2 separate regions of the Homo sapiens genome follow, and region 2 is linked to region 1. Evidence: chromatin loops called from intact Hi-C (ENCODE). Cell type or tissue: mammary epithelial cell. All regions are shown on one strand. Each heading gives the region's core, and the rest is flanking DNA. Links, peaks and the distances in the headings are about the cores only.

What was found. A loop is a pair of places that touch in the nucleus more often than their neighbours do. Peaks named below come from ENCODE experiments on the same cell type or tissue, not always from the same donor. Only the 100,000 strongest peaks of a DNase experiment are listed, where the experiment ranks them.
Region 2: it touches region 1 in a loop (5-fold over the local background); 2 of 110 quality-filtered maps call a loop at or near these places.

What each region holds. Positions count from the first base shown.
Region 1 is chr16:65,880,192-65,888,047 of GRCh38, forward strand. No RefSeq gene overlaps it. Among named protein-coding and RNA genes, the nearest start is that of LINC00922, 310 kb to the left of the region's middle. In mammary epithelial cell, for the core only: no CTCF peak of the experiment used is centred there; a DNase peak (open chromatin) is centred at 4,060; H3K27ac peaks cover 1,908 bases.
Region 2 is chr16:66,271,766-66,279,621 of GRCh38, forward strand. No RefSeq gene overlaps it. Among named protein-coding and RNA genes, the nearest start is that of CDH5, 91 kb to the right of the region's middle. In mammary epithelial cell, for the core only: CTCF peaks have their summits at 2,454 (motif pointing left) and 4,248; DNase peaks (open chromatin) are centred at 4,216 and 6,526; H3K27ac peaks cover 238 bases.

The sequences.
Region 1 (7,856 bases), core at 1,681-6,680:
CTCAAATTTAGGGACCAAGAAATATCATCACATGTACAATGTAAGTTAAATCTTTTAAAGGAAAAATATTCTGAGATCCTTATACGTGTGGAAGAAGGAAAGATACACAGTTTAACTTTAGTCTTTTTTGATTAAACACACGTGTTAACAATTTAAGGGTAATGTATCTACCAAAAGAATTAAGATAGAATGTATAATTTATAAACCTGGAGGGTAAATATAAATACATAAATACGTAGAATTTGAGAAATTCAATACAAAGCAGAAAAAAGAGAGAAAAATACACAAAAAACAGGGTAAATGTAACATACACAATCAAATGGTAGAAATAAGCCAATATATACTAGTGTTCATGAATAAACTAATTCTTTTAAAAAGACAGGCATTCTCAGATTAGATTGAGGGGTGGGGGTAGAATCCAGCTGTATGCTGTTTATGAGAGTCACACAGAAAATTTGAAAGTAAAGTTATAGAAAAAGGCATCTTAGCCAAATGAAGTCAATTCTCTTTACTCATGATAGTTATGTTTCATAAATTTACCATGAAAACTGAATTAGCAAATACTGAACCATTGTTCCTAGGGGAAATACAGGGTTAGGTTACTACAAGCTTCTGGTCACAACATTTTCATCAACTGACCAATACGTAACATTGTTTTGTTTTATGTGTGTGTCTGTTTAAAGATACCTCACTTAATATATAGTTGTGATTCCTAAACATTGAACTATAGCTCATGCCTGAACAAGACTTACGTAACATTCTTATTTTCTCCATAAAGAACATCACAGCCTTTGAAACACTAGATAGCACTTCACACTGGCTTGGGAAACCTTTTCTTTTTTTTTTTTTTCTTTCTTTGAGATGGAGTCTTGCTCTGTCACCCAGGCTGGAGTGCAGTGGTGCGATCTCAGCTCACTGCAACCTTCGCCTCCCAGGTTCAAGCAATTCTCTGCCTCAGCCTCCCAAGTAGCGGGGATTACAGGTGTGTACCACCATGCTCGGCTAATTTTTTTGTATCTTTAGTAGAGACCAGGTTTCACTTGAACTCTTGACCTCGTGATCTGCCCGCCTTGGCCTCCCAAAGTGCTGGGATTAGAGGCGTGAGACACTGCACCCGGCCAGGGAACATTTTAAACTGCACAATCACCAGGAAAAAATGGCACTGAAATGCGAAAACCATGGAATTAAAATGACCTTGAAAAGGACACTTGTTGACATGTGAGAGCTGAAACAAGCAGGCACAGTGTACCCGTGTTTGACTTCAGATGGGAGCGTGCCCGTCAGATGACTCAATTTTGTCAACGCTGCGCATGCCCATAAATGACCATGGAAGTGCCAAGAGGATTTATTTTGGGGCTACAGATAAATGTTAGCAAGTAATTACATTCCCATGAATAATGAAGATCAAGTGTATTAGTGAAAAGAAAAATGGTGCAGCTATGTTAATATACAAATGAATAGCCAATAAATGAAGTTGGGACAACTGGCCATCCCAATAGAATAGACAATGGAATAAAATAAGATCTCAACTTCACAACACACACAAAATTAAATCAGATGGTTTTCACCTAAAAGTCCAAAAGGTGTGAGTCTGTGTGTGTGTATGTGTGTTTGTGTGTGTGTGTTGACAAGTTAGTTATAAACTAGAATTATGAAGATCCAGGAAGATGGAAGATATCTTTGAAGAAGAATAAAGGAGAGAATTTACTCCGCTGAGCCTCAAGACAGATTATAAGCTTAACTAATTAAGGTAGTGTGGTACTGATGCAAGAATAGACAAACTGACCAATGTAACAAAACAGACACCAGAAAGGGGACCACGCAAAAAGGGGACATTTGATTTATGACAAAGATGCCTCCACAAAGTAGCAGTGAAAAGAGAGGCTTTTCAATGGATGATTGTGGAAGAACTGGTTTTGACACAGAAAGAAATTAAACTGACCTCTGTATCCCCAGACTGGGAATAAATCCATTCCAAATATTCAGTCCTAGACTGGATAAATGCACTGTGGAGTATTTGTCCAAGGGCACAACATAGCATCATGGGAATGAACAAATGATCCTGCACCTCACGTGGACTAATGTCACAGAATAAATGTTGAAGAAAAAGAAGTCAGACATGAAAGCTTATGTGCTATATTACTTCATTTATACATAATTTAAAAATACAAGCAGAACTAAACAATACGGATACTTCAATAATTAGTAAATACTATCTTGAGTTGTTTACTTAAGGATGCTTAAATACATAGTAAAACTACAATGAAAAGCAACAATACAATTGGCATCATAGTTAGGATAGTGGTTAATTTGGGCAAGAGGAAGGGGTTATAATTGACAGTGGACACGTGAAGGGTTTCTCCGGCCCTGAGGTTTTATGTCTTGACATAGACTGTAGTTATGTTTGTTTTATAATAATGGAGCTGTTCATTTTAATATTGTGAACTTTTCATAGTTTTAAAAAAGGACCACTTCAGTTCGCTTGCATTATGGATTTAAATGTAGAAACAAAACCTTGACTTTTTTGGAAGAAACTATTGGAGACTCTATGTATGGTCTCAGGACAGAGAGGATTCCTCAAACAAAATGTACAATGCACAACTACATCAAAGGAAAGTTTACAAATATCTGTAAGAAAGAAGTTGCTGAAAACAGCATTAAAAGATAACCAGAGGCTGGGGGTGGTAGCTCACACCTATAATCCCAGCACTTGGGGAGGCCAAGTGTGAGGATCGCTTGAGCCCAGGAATTGGAGACCAGCCTGGGCAACATGGTGAAACCCTGTCTCTACAAAAAAATACAAAAAACTAAGCTGGGCATGATGGTGTATACCTGTGGTCCCAGCTACTTGAAAGGCTGAGGTGAGAGGATCACCTGAGCCCAGGGAGGTCAAGGCTGCAGTGAACAGTGTTTGTACCACTGCCCTCCAGCCTGCGTGACAGAGCAAGACCCTGTCTCAAAAAAATAAATAAATAAATAAAGAGAGAGAGAGAGAGAGAGAGAGAAAAGAAAAGATAGCCAGAGGTTGGAAGAAAACATTTTCAATGCATATAAGCAAAAAAGGGTTGGTATCCAGAATACATAAAGAACTACATATGAACATATGAAAACATAATCATCTTCTCTATTAATCAGATAAATGTAAGTTAAAAAAACTTAGTGGGATACTGTTTTGAATCTATAAAACTGTCAAAAATTGCCATGTGCAATAATGTCAATGTTAGAAAATGGGATCTGTTATATTGCTGGTAGGAGTGAAAATGCGTACAAACACTTTGGAGAGCAATTTGGAGATATGTAGTGAAACTGAAAATACACATTTCTGAAGACCTAGGTAATCTACCTCTAGGAACTCATACTGGAGACATTCTTACACGTATCAATAAGGAGACATAAGGAAGAGTATTTTCTGGTCTTGAACTCCTGAAACCAGGGGATCCTCCCGCCTCAGCCTCCCAAAGTGCTGGGATTATAGGCATATACCAGCACCCCCAGCCTAAGAGTGTCTGTAGGAATCCAAATGTCCATCCAAGAGACAATGGATAAATAAATTGTGTTATTACCAAATATTGGAATATACTCTATAGCAGTTGAAACAAAGGAACTAGGTTTTACATGATCCACATGGCTAAATCTCAAGAACTTAATATTGAGAGGTAGAGAAAAGTAAGTTGCAGAAGAACACATGTATGATACAACGTATATATACTTAAAACATGTAGCACATACCTAGGTAATGAAAGAAAAACAGTTACAGGGAGAATACAGACCAGCTTCAAAACAGTGTTTTCCTCTAGGCAAGGAGAGAGGAAGGGAGGGAAGTGTGATCCAGAAGAATTGAAAAGGTGACTTCAACAGTGAGGTGTTTTATTTCCTTTAAAGAAAATATGAATCAAATGTGGTAAAATAGGCTCTTTGTTGAAATCTGTCTGATGTACACATGTGTGTCTGATTCATCATTTTCTGTCCATTTCTATATACTGTAAATATTTCAGAATTCCAATAAAAATGCAATAAAATTTAAAAGAGAGAATATGCCATTCCCTGCGGTGATGACGCTGCCTAACGTGATGACTCACACAGTTTGGAGTTTCAGTATTTCATTTTGTAAAGCCCCTTGGCTCCACTGGAAACAAGTCTGGGCATAGAATGGAGGCTGGTCAGTTGGTGACTGTGCTCTGTCCTCCAGGGCCCAAAGTAACCGTCCTCCAGAGTGATATGTGTGTCACTGTGCAGTAATTGCTGTTTATGTGTCTGTCTCCCCCATAAGCCTGGGAGCCCCAGGGAAGCAACAGGGTCTTCTTCATTTCACTGGCACATAGGAGGTGACAATAAACACAGTCTGAATGGGAGAACCCCATGGGCACCAGCTCAGGATGCTGAACACATTGGTAAGCTGGAGATCTGCTCTGAGGATATTCTGCACCTGGTCCTGCAGGGTGCCCTGGGATGGGTCTCTTGTAAACGGGTTTCTCCATGAGTCCAGTGGGCTATGTCCTGGAAGGAGGAAGCCCAGAATAGACTCAGTGTTCTTGGCCTCTTCTTTCTGACTATACGTCACACCAAATGGCACCAACACTAACAATGATGCTGCACACATTTATGAATATTTCTGTGCAGAGACCCAAAGGGACTATACCAACATGAAAACAGTCGCTGCATCAAATTGGGGAAATTACGTTTTTCTCCCTTCTCCCTATTTTTCCAGTTTTCTACAATATGGTTTTATTGTCCTAATAAAACCTTATAAAGAATATAAAAATCCTATTTCATCTATGAAGTGATGAAATAGGTGGCAAGTGTTTCAATGTTTCAATAGACTTCATTCCCCATGCTTCAAATTTTCCCTTTGAAATGACCAGTAAATACATAACTAGAATATATATAATTAGAATATACATACAAATACATGTATATTTCATTTAGCATAAATAATGCCTAAATAATACAGACAACAGTACCATGGAGAAGCAAAACATTATGTGCTAGTTCTGCGAGAAATCCTGCAGCCAGGGTTAAAAAATAGAATGCAGGTTTTCATGCTCAGGGTCCAGGGTGGAGGCCAGGAACTCTGCATGTACACCAAGCTCTCCAGATGATTCTGACTCAAGTGGTCTTCAGATCGCAGTTGGGAAAACAGTGAGATAAAGAAAAATTTGGGGTGGGGTTCAGTGCCTACCTGAGAAAGTGGCAGTGACATGATGTAAGTGAAAATCAGACAGACAAAGAGTAGAGATGAATGGATGGGCAGCAAATGGGTGGCTGAGATCAGCTTACCCTCAGCCTTCCCTGACACAGAGGGGGCTACAAGTTAAGTGAAGACATTTGGGGACCAGGGAGGGACTCTGTCTAGAGTGTGAGGGATAGAGGTGAAGAATACTGCCCCTGAGAAAGCAACCAACTCCAATGGCCACCGCTAGATGTTACTGATCCCACCACCTGCACAGAAGCCAGGTCCCCAAGCAAGTTAAAATCAACCTCAAGTAATGCAGCATTTCCCATCTTTCTAGGACCCAAGTATTTGAACAAGAACCCATTCAAACTCTACCATAACTCATTATTCTCCCAGTAATGGGCAAATAGATCTTCTCTCCAAGAGAATGAGAAATAAAAGAGAAATCACTGGACTTCTGAGAACATTTAGTAGTTTGTAAGAGAAGAATCATTCTGAGGCATCACAGCAATGTTACAGACAATATCAAAAGACAGAGTGAGAGAGAATTCAATAAATCATCTAATTTAAATATTAAATAAATTGGTTGGCAATTATGTGGCTCATATGAAAAAAGATCAAAATGTATTACTTTTAGGCCGGGTGCGGTGGCTCATGCCTGTAATCCCAGCACTTTGGGAGGTTGAGGCAGGTGGATCACTTGAGGTCAGGAGTTCAAGACCAGCCTGGCCAACATGGCAAAACCCTGTCCCTACAAAAAATACAAAAATTAGCTGTGTTTGGTGGCACACACCTATAGTCCCAGCTACTCTGGTGGCTGAGGCACAAGAATCGCTTGAACCAGGGAGGCGGAGGTTGCAGTGAGCCAAGATCATGTCACTACACTCCAGCCTGGGAAACACAGTGAGACTCCATCTAAAATAATAATAATGATACTTAATAAATAAATAATTACTTTTAAGTGAAAACACATTATTGAAATAAAATATAAAGGACAGAGGCAGAGGGTAGCAGATGGTATAATAGTGAGAACTCCTGAGTTTAATTGATTCACTTGAGGAATTCTCCTTGGGGTTTTCTGCCCCCAAGTCTCACTTTTCCCCAATCAGTCCTCTATGAATTGAATGAATCCTTTTATGAATTGAATTAATGCAGTTCTACCTATGCCACTCTCCTGCTTGAAGGCATTAAATGGCTTCCAATTGCCACTGAGTTCCTAGCACCTGAGGATGGCACTGAAGACCCTCCTACAACTGAGCAAATGTTGCCCAAGCTCCACAGAACTCTTTGTTATTCCTGCTGGGCACAGTGGCTCACGCCTGTAATCCCAGAACTTTGAGAGGCTGAGGCAGGTGGATCACCAGAGGTTGGGAATTCACCTGACCAACATGGAGAAACCCCCTATCTACTAAAAATACAAATTTAGCCACGAGTGGTGGTGCATGCCTGTAATCCCAGCTACTCAGGAGGCTGAGGCAGGAGAATCGCTTGAACCCAGGAGGCAGACGTTGTGGTGAGCCGGGATCGTGCCATGGTACTCCCCCATCTTGAAAACACAAACAAACAAAAAACCCTTTGCTCTTTGCTATTCCCGTTAAGTAAGCCATATGTTCCCACTTCTGCAAATTGGTCCATGCTTTAGAGATCCCTCCCCATACAAAGTTCTTTCCTCTCGCTACCTTCTAATAATGTGAACATCATTGAATGCTTCCATATGCCAGGCACTAAGTAACGGCACTTACTGTCATTAAGTACGTAAGTAAGCACGTAAATACGTAAGTACCACCAAATATGGTACTTACATACATCAAACAAAAACATAAACCACTGCTATTATGTCGAATACCTAACATGTTGGGACATTTGCCCAAATACTGGTGATGTAGCAGTGAATAAAGCAGATAAGCTCTTTTCTAAGTGAGGAAGATGAGCAGGGGACAGTTAATAAACAAAAACTATATATACAGTGGGACTGAATTGTGTTTCTCCCTCCACCCTCCAAAATGTATATGTCGAAGCCCTAACCCCCAAAGTGACTATATTTGGAAATGGGGCCTTGCCTTGAGTAGATAATTAAGATTAAATGAGGTCATAAGAGTGGGACCCTAATCTGATAGGACTGGTGGCCTTATCAGAAGAGAAAGAGAGAGATTTCTCTTCATGTACATGCATAGAGGAAAGGCCATGCGAAGGACATAGCAAGAAGGTAGCTGTCTATAAGCAAGGAAGAGCGCCCACATCAGAAATCAAACCCCACCTGACCTTGATCTTGGCCTTTCCTGCCTCCAGAACTGGGAGAAAGGAATTTCTGTTTGTTTAAACCACCCAGTCTATGGTATTTTGCTATGGCTGCCTGACTGTCCACTAAATCTTGCAGATTTCTGCACAAGACAGGCTGTCGCAAAAACAGACTTTGCAGTAGGGGCATGCATTGTGGATTTGAGGAATACCTAAAAATCCAGTATGGCTGGAACAGGTTAAAGCTGGAGAGTCGAAAGGTGATACAGTTGGAATGGGAGATGAGGGACAGGGGTGGGGGCAGATCATGGGGGCCTCATAGGCATAATAAGACTTTAGCTTTCACTCTGAGAGCATGGAGAAGTCACTGGAGGGCTCAGCGAGGAAAAGAATAACATGATTTGAGACATTATGAAAGGATCATTCTGGCTGTTGGTCAGCAGTG
Region 2 (7,856 bases), core at 1,764-6,763, 390 kb after region 1:
TAGCTGAGATCTGAAATCCCCAAGTTTTCCAGTCAAGCTGTTGTAAACCCGTCCAGATCTCTGCGCACCTCCTCCCGGTGGCCTGCAGACTGCAGAGCTGAGCCCAGAGGCCCAGTTCAGTGGGCAGGCTACAGGGGAGGGAGGGGAACCAGAGCCAGAAGGAGAGGGGCGTCTCTGAGACTGGGCTCCCACATTCACCTGGAATCATCTTTGAAGTGGAAAGATTAACACGGGATTCAGTTTCCCCTTTGTGAATGAGTGGTGTTGGAAACTACACAGAGATTCCTCTGTGCCGGTCAGGCCCTGCAACCCCAGGACCAAGAGAGGGATGAATCTTGATAAAACCTTGGGATGGAGAAAGGCAAGAAGGGTGCCATTCACACACACCCCATCAGTCTCATTGTTCCCTGCCATTACCACTACCCTGGAGAAGGACACCAAACAGCTGCTTATTAAAACACATTACCTGAGGCCAGGCTTGGTGACTCACATGTCCAATCCATGACAGGCAGGTTGCTTGAGGCCAGGAGTTCGAGACCAGCCTGGCCAACACGGCAAAACCTCATCTCTACTAAAAATACAAAAATTAGCCGGACGTGGTGGTGCATGCCTGTAGTCCCAGCTTTCTGGGAGGCTTAGGCATGAGAATTGCTTCAACCCGGGAGGCGGAGGTTGCAGTGAGCCAACATGGTGCTACTGCATTCCAGCCTGGGTGATAAAGCAAGACTCTGTCTCAAAAATAAAAATAAAAATAAACACATTACCTGAGCCGCTGAATGTGTCAACACTCAGATGGACTCGCTCTTTCTTTGTAAATGGCTGGACCTTGGTGCAAGGCATGCTGGGAACTTGGATCTGTGGGGACGGGGGTCTGGGGAGCCCCTGACACCTTCCTGGAACAGGCCATGCTCCTCCCACCAGCCTCAGGCCCTTTGCATGTGTGGCTCGCTCTGCCTCGACTGCTCTCCCCCTACCCCTTTCACCCATGACACAATGAGTCTTTCTTCAGCAGCAAGAAAAATGGTTTCTTCTCCAGGAAGCTTTTCCCGAGCCTAGTGTAAAGCTCTAAGGCAGCAGGGGTCAGGTGGCTTATGTGGGGTTCCCAGAAGGCACAGCCTGAGATAAGACTGGAGTGCAGGTTGTTTATTTGGGAGAGGTTCCCAGACAGCAAGAGTGAAGGATTGAGGGAAAATGGCATAGGGAGGAGTAAGATCATTAAAAGTTGTGTTGCGGTCATCAATGCTTTGGGCAACAGAGGCTCAGTGCAGCTGGGACCTCCTGACAAGCAGCATGAAGTCCCCAGAATCAGTCCCCTAAAGGCCAAGAGCCTGGAGCATTCATCCACCAGCTCCCAGCCCTCATTGGCTGAGAGCTTCCCCGGACAAGATTCATGCCCTGTATTGACTGCATTTTCTTATTTTCTGTATTCCTGATGCTCCGGCATTTGGGGCCTTGATCCTGGAGAGACTGCCCCTCCCAGAGCTAGCTAATTCCTAGAGACAGCAAAGGACTCCCCTGTGACTGCACCTTTGATGTACAAAGCAATCGTTCCAGAGCCCACACCCCCAACCGTCCAACTGCCAAGTCAATATTCTCTCTGCCCTAAATCACTACAGGGCCAAGAACCAGACAACTAGGAATGACCTTGAAAGCCCAGAGCCCTCCACAGTGATTCACACTATCCATCCTAAGCTAACTCAGTCTACCTACCCTGCCTTGCCCACACCTTCCCAAGAAATCCTCAACAAAGGCTCTGAGCCTTGCTCTCCCCTCTCCCTCTTCTGCCTTCTGACCCTGGCGCTTCCCATGTGTTCCAGGTAGCAGTGTGCAGTGCCTCCCATTTCTAGAGTACTTAGTATAAACTTCTTCCTTTATGACAATCATCTCCCTGCCTGCGTGTCTGACCATACTGATTAAAACAAATCCTGGGTACATTTTAACTCGTGCCTTCACACCGCCAGGCTTGCATGGGCTAAGAGTGTTCCCACAACGCTGGAGAAGACCCTGAGGCAGAAAACCAACAGGCATCTGTCCCATACATGAAGTGGATGCTGTAAGAGCAAGGCAAGCTTTCTGAGCTGTCAGGGAAACGGCCACCGGCCACTGTCGCTGGCACTGAAATCACAGCTGGCCAAGGAATGTGATGAGCAGGGTGCCAGAGGTGTCTGCTGCATCCCATGTGCTTGTTTGCTTGTTTTTCTCACCATTGATCCCCCAGTGCCTAGCACAGTACTGGCATGGTGTGGGGACTTAGTCATTACCTGCTGAACTCATGAATTGAATTAGTGAGTGACTGAGTGAGTGAACCTTGTAAGCCCCAAAGGAGAATGACTAACAGTCCAATAGAAGACATTCAAAGGTTCCCAGCCAGTGAGGTCCAGTGGTCAAGTTTATCCCAGCAATAACCCAGCTAATAGCACCCTCCAGTGGCCAAGGTCCCAGGGCTGGTCAAAGCTAGGTCAGGTGGCGGAGCTGTCAGCCCAGCAAGGAAACTGAGGCAGAAAACTAAAGGAGTTCATGGGATGTTAAGCCTTCACTCCTGCAATGGCTTGCATTTAAACAAGACTCCTTACAGGCCCCAGGGCAAGATCAGGTATGGGCGGGCGTAGTGAACACGAAGAAGCCCAGAGATTTACAATGGGCAGGACCAGGGTAACAAATCCAAACAGAAAAATAGAATCCATAAACCTCTTCTCCTAGGCTTCAGAAGGTTCCAGATTCATCTCCCTGAATGGCCACCACAGAGAAGTGGCACAAGAGTGTCACACCTAGGGTGCAAAGGACTGCCTGCTATCCATCATAATCATAAATGTGTATACTGTCATAAACTTCCAGAAGATGGCAGTAAAGAGACTCATGCTAAGAAAATCAGTACATTACAATAATTTTCCATATATGGAAGTGTCTTGAGAAAGGGAGAGGTTTTGCCTAATCTGTTTAAATGTGCTGTGTGACCTGGTGAGCAGATTTTTTTCCCTTCCTCAGTGAGTTTTGCCCAGGCTCAGAAACCCCGCAGGCCCCTAGAGCATAAACCAAGGGAAAGCAAAAGTCAACAGACATACAGGCAAGGAAGCGGGGGCAGGTGGCGGGGCAAGGCTGGTTTCCTCTGCGTCTCCTTGGTTGCATCTCTAGCCTCATTCGTGCAATAAACACTTGCTGAACTCTGTTGGGCACATTGGGGGTGGGTGAGGGACACATATGACCAAGATTGGGTCCTTTTGCTCAGTGTCATGGAAAAAAGACTGATATGGTTTGGATCTGTGTCCCTGGCCAAAGTTCATGTCAAATTGTAATCCCCTGTGTTGGAGGCGGGGTCTGGTGGGAGGTGACTGCATCATGGTAGTGGGTTTCTCATGAATGGTGCAGCACCACCCTCTTGGTGCGGTTCTCATGATAGTAAGTGAGTTCTCATGAGATCTGGTTATTTAAGTGTGTGGCACCTCCCCTTTCACTGTCTCTCTCTCTTGCTCCTGCCCCTGCTATGTAGGACACCTGCTCCCCCTTTGCCTTCTGCCATGATTGGAAGCTTCCTGAGGCCTCCTCAAAAGCAGAAGCCACTATGCTTCCTGTAGAGTCTGCAGAACCATAAGCCAATTAAAACTCTTTTCTTTATAAACTACCCAGTCTCAGGTATTTTACCAACTTTGCTGTTAGGCAGACCTGGGTTCAAATCCAGCTTCTACAGCTCAGAACATAGAAAGTCACATACCCTCCCCAGCCCTCAGGCTCCTCATCTGCATAATGGGGATAACACCACCTGCTTTACAAGATGTAAAAAAGACCACGTGAGTAAAGTGCCTGGTGCAGAGACTGAAACAGACGGAGCTGGAGTTGGAAAAGAATTGCTATTTCCTTCTTCCTCCCTTGATATCATTGGAACCTCCTTCTTTAGAGGTTACAATCCAGCTGCTGAAGCAGCATATATTTGGTTGACTTTTGACTAAAGAAAAATACTGCCACTATTTTATGATGTCACAAAGTGGTAAGGGATTTGATAAGAGATTCCTGGGCCCAGTATAATGTGGCACAACCATGAGAAAACCTCCCATACCAGAACTACTCCCTCGGGTTGAAAACCAAACATTGACTTGTGCAGCCAATGTTCTGGCTTGTCTGGGGGCTGCCTGAGAGACTGACTTCTGTCTTGCCTGACTCAGAGCACAGACAGGAATGGCAGCACAGAAGCCACTGGAAACAGGCAAGCTCCAAGGAACGTTACAGCTGCAGAGATTATGCAGTTCCACAGGAAGACAGCAGGAGGAGCAAGAGATTATGTCTCTTGAGAAGAAATAGACTAGGGAATTCGAGACGGTTAAACAGGCATGCACAAGGCCAGAGAAGACACATCCCCAGAAAAGATTTGAGAGGTCCCAGAACCTTTTGCCAGGCTGATTGGTAAAAGTCTCCCCGTGCGTGAGGCCAATTCATAAAGACTGGGAGAGGTGGTTGTTTTTTCAAATGCCAAAATCTCAACAAAAGATCACAAGGCATACAAATAAACAGGTAAACATGGCCCAATCAAATGAACAAAATAAAACTCCAGTAACCAAGCCTAAAGAAATGCAAATTGCTGAACTTTCTCACAAAGAATTCAAAACAACTGTGTTGAAGATGCTCAGTGAGCTAAAAGAGAACACAGATAGACAACTAAGTGAAATCAGGAAAATGCTGGATGAGTCCAGTGAGAATGTCAACAGAAATAAACTAAAGAAACAGAAATTCTAGAGCTAAAAAATACAATAACTAAGTTGAAAAATTCACTACAGCTGTTCAAAGCAGACTTAGGCAGAAGAAAGAACTCGCAAATTTGCAGATCGTTCATTTGAATCAAGTCAGAGGAGCACAAAGAAAAAATAATTAAGAAAACTGAAAAGGCCCTAAGGGACTTATGGGACGTCATCAAGCAGACCCTTTTATACACTATGGAAATCCTAGAAGTAGGAGAGAAAGGGGCAGAGACCTTATTTGAGGAAATGGCCAAAAACTTCCCAAATCAGAGGAAACAAATGAAAATAGAAGTCCAAGTTCAATGAATTCCAACTGGTATAAAATCAAAGAGGCCCAAACTGTGACACATTATAATCAAACTGTCAAAAGACAAAGAGAAAGCCTTGAAAGTAGTAAAAGTGCTTCATCACAGACAAAGAGGCTTCTATAAGATTATCAGGAGGTTTCTCAGCAAAAACCTTTTAGCCATAAGGCAGTGGAATGATGTACTCAGAGTGCTGAAGGAAAAAAGCTATCAATCAAGAATACTAAAACTGGAAAAACTATCCTTTAAAAATGAGACAGTTTTGTTTTTTTTTTTTCTTGAATTAATGCTCAGAGTTGGTCTTTATGTAGTATTTTGCTATTTCCAAGTTTTTGAAGCACACTGAAAGCCTCTAGTTTTGCCTTTTCAAGGTGATGAAGTAGAGGCTTTCAGTATGCTTCAAAAACTTGGAAATAGCAAAATACTACATAAAGATCAACTCTGAGCTTTAATTCAAGAAAAAAAAAACCTGGGAATCCACTGGAATCATGAAGGACACCCTAAATCCTGGGGACGAGAAGGTGGGCAAACAGCCCCTGTGATTGCGTCTCAATGATGAAAGTGAGTAAAGCCCCAGTGCATGAGTGGGGCAGGGAGCCTCCTTTTGTGATTCACTTTTCCTCTGGGGAACACAGCAATCCAAGCCAAGGGAAAGCGCTTTGTTTCTCCCAAGCCCTGGAGCCAACTCAGGGAGAGGCTTGGAGATGCTGAGAGAGAAAGGTACCTGGAAAAGCTGCAGGCATTTTCCCAGACCTGGAACTGAGAGCAGGGTGCCATTTTCAATATGAGTGTATACAAAGTCAGTTACTCTTTGGCAACCTGGCAGTGTGGCTGCACAGGCATTTTAGTCTCAGGCCAGAGATTGGAGCACTTGCTCTGGACCAGGGTACAGGCCTCCATGGCCAGAACTGTGGAAAGCACCTCAACAGTAAGCATTGGAATTGTGCTTTTCTCCATTGCAGACCTGGGGAGGGAGGAGAGCTACTACAGCATGGTTTCTTCTGGGTGATGAGAACTGCAGCCAGGGCCAGCTTGGCAACCTGGAACCAGTCTGGTCTGCATGTGTCACTTCTGGGTGCCGCAGCCTGCTCCCTGGGATCATGGTGCAGTGGGGCCCTCTCTGCTCTACCTCCCGGTAGAGCGCCAGGCATTAAGAGCACCCACTTGCCTGGACCAGCAGCCTGAGCTGCCCCACCCTTCTTGGGAATGGACTGTGTGCAGTAGGACCCTCTCTTCTCCACACCCAGGCTGTTCTCTAGGCATTCAGAGCATCTGCTCCCACAGATTAGCCGCCCGAGTTACCCCATCCTTCCTGTGCAGAGATCCTGGTACCAGGAGGCCCTCTCTGCTTCACGACTGGGCAGATCTCCAGGCATTCAGAGCACTCGTTCACCTGGCTCAGCAGCCTGAGTTGCCCCACCCTTCCTATGCAGAGATTGTGGTGCAGCTTGACCCTCTATACTCCAAACCCAGTCAGATCTGCAGGCATTTGGAGCACCTGTTTATCTGGATTGGCAACCTGAGCTGCCCCACCCTTCTTGCACAAGGCCCTCTCCACTCCACACCCAGGCAGAAGAACCCCAGGCATTCAGAGCACTCAGTCACATGGACCAGCAGCCTGAACTGCCCCCACCCTTCCTGTGCAGAGATTGTGGCAGAGCAGGGCCTTCTCCCCTCCATGCCAAGGCAGATTTCCAGGCATCTGGGCACCCACTGTCCTGGATTAGAAGTGTAGGCTGCTCCCCTTCCCATACAGAGAATTGGGGCTGAGGAAGTTTCCCAGATGCATGCCTAGTCATACCTTAGGGTGCTTGGTGGGCACTCACTGGATTTTCCCTCAGCACTTGTGCTTATGCTTGCCACTTGGGGACCTGTAGATGGACCTGCCCAGTCTGACGCTCATCATCTTGGCCCCAACCTCTAGGCCTGAGCAGGGAGCTCAGGCCATTGTGCACTCCATGAATCAGCCCATTACCTGAGGCAACAGAGAGCTTCTCACAGTAAACAAGGATCAGGTATACACCTGGCTGCACTGGCCACAGCCAGCTCTTACCCATAAGCTCCATCTACTGGTTTGTAAGTCAAACCACACAGCCCAATATAAAACCTGCTAGCAGAAGTGCTTATAGTTATAGAAGCAAAGCCAAAAGACCCTACTCAACATTCTCTACAGTCACACCCCCTAGGGAGGTGGAAAAGGGAAAAGAAAAAAAAAATTGTAAGGAAAGAAAGAAAAAAGTTTTATCCACATGAAAATAACTACAAAAATTAGAAGTGCCAATGCCTCCAGATGAGAAGGAGCCAGTACTAGAATTCTGGCACCATAAAAATTCTGAATGTAGTGATATCACCATCACACTAGCTCTCCAGCAATGGTTCCTAACCAAAATGGAAACTCAGAAATGACAGATAAAGAATTTAAAGCATGGATTGCAAGGAAGCTCAATGAGATCCAAGACAGGGTTGAAAATCAACACAAATAAGCTTCTAGAACAATCCAGGAAATGAAGGAAGATTTAAATGCTTTAAAAAGAAATCAGAGGTTCTAGAATTGAAAAACTCATGTAAAGAATTTGAAAATACAGTTGAAAACTTTATCAATAGAATAGACCAAGCAGAAGAAAGAATTTCAGAGCTTGAAGACCAGTCTTTTGAATTAACTCAGCCAGACAAAAATAAGGAAAAAAGAATTTTAAAAGTCGTTGATAAATATAAGATCATGTAAAGCCATCAAATCTATAAATTACTGGCATTCCTGAGAGAGAAGGAGAAAAGTAAACAACCTGGAAAAATTATTTGAGGGAATAACTAAAGAAAATTTCCC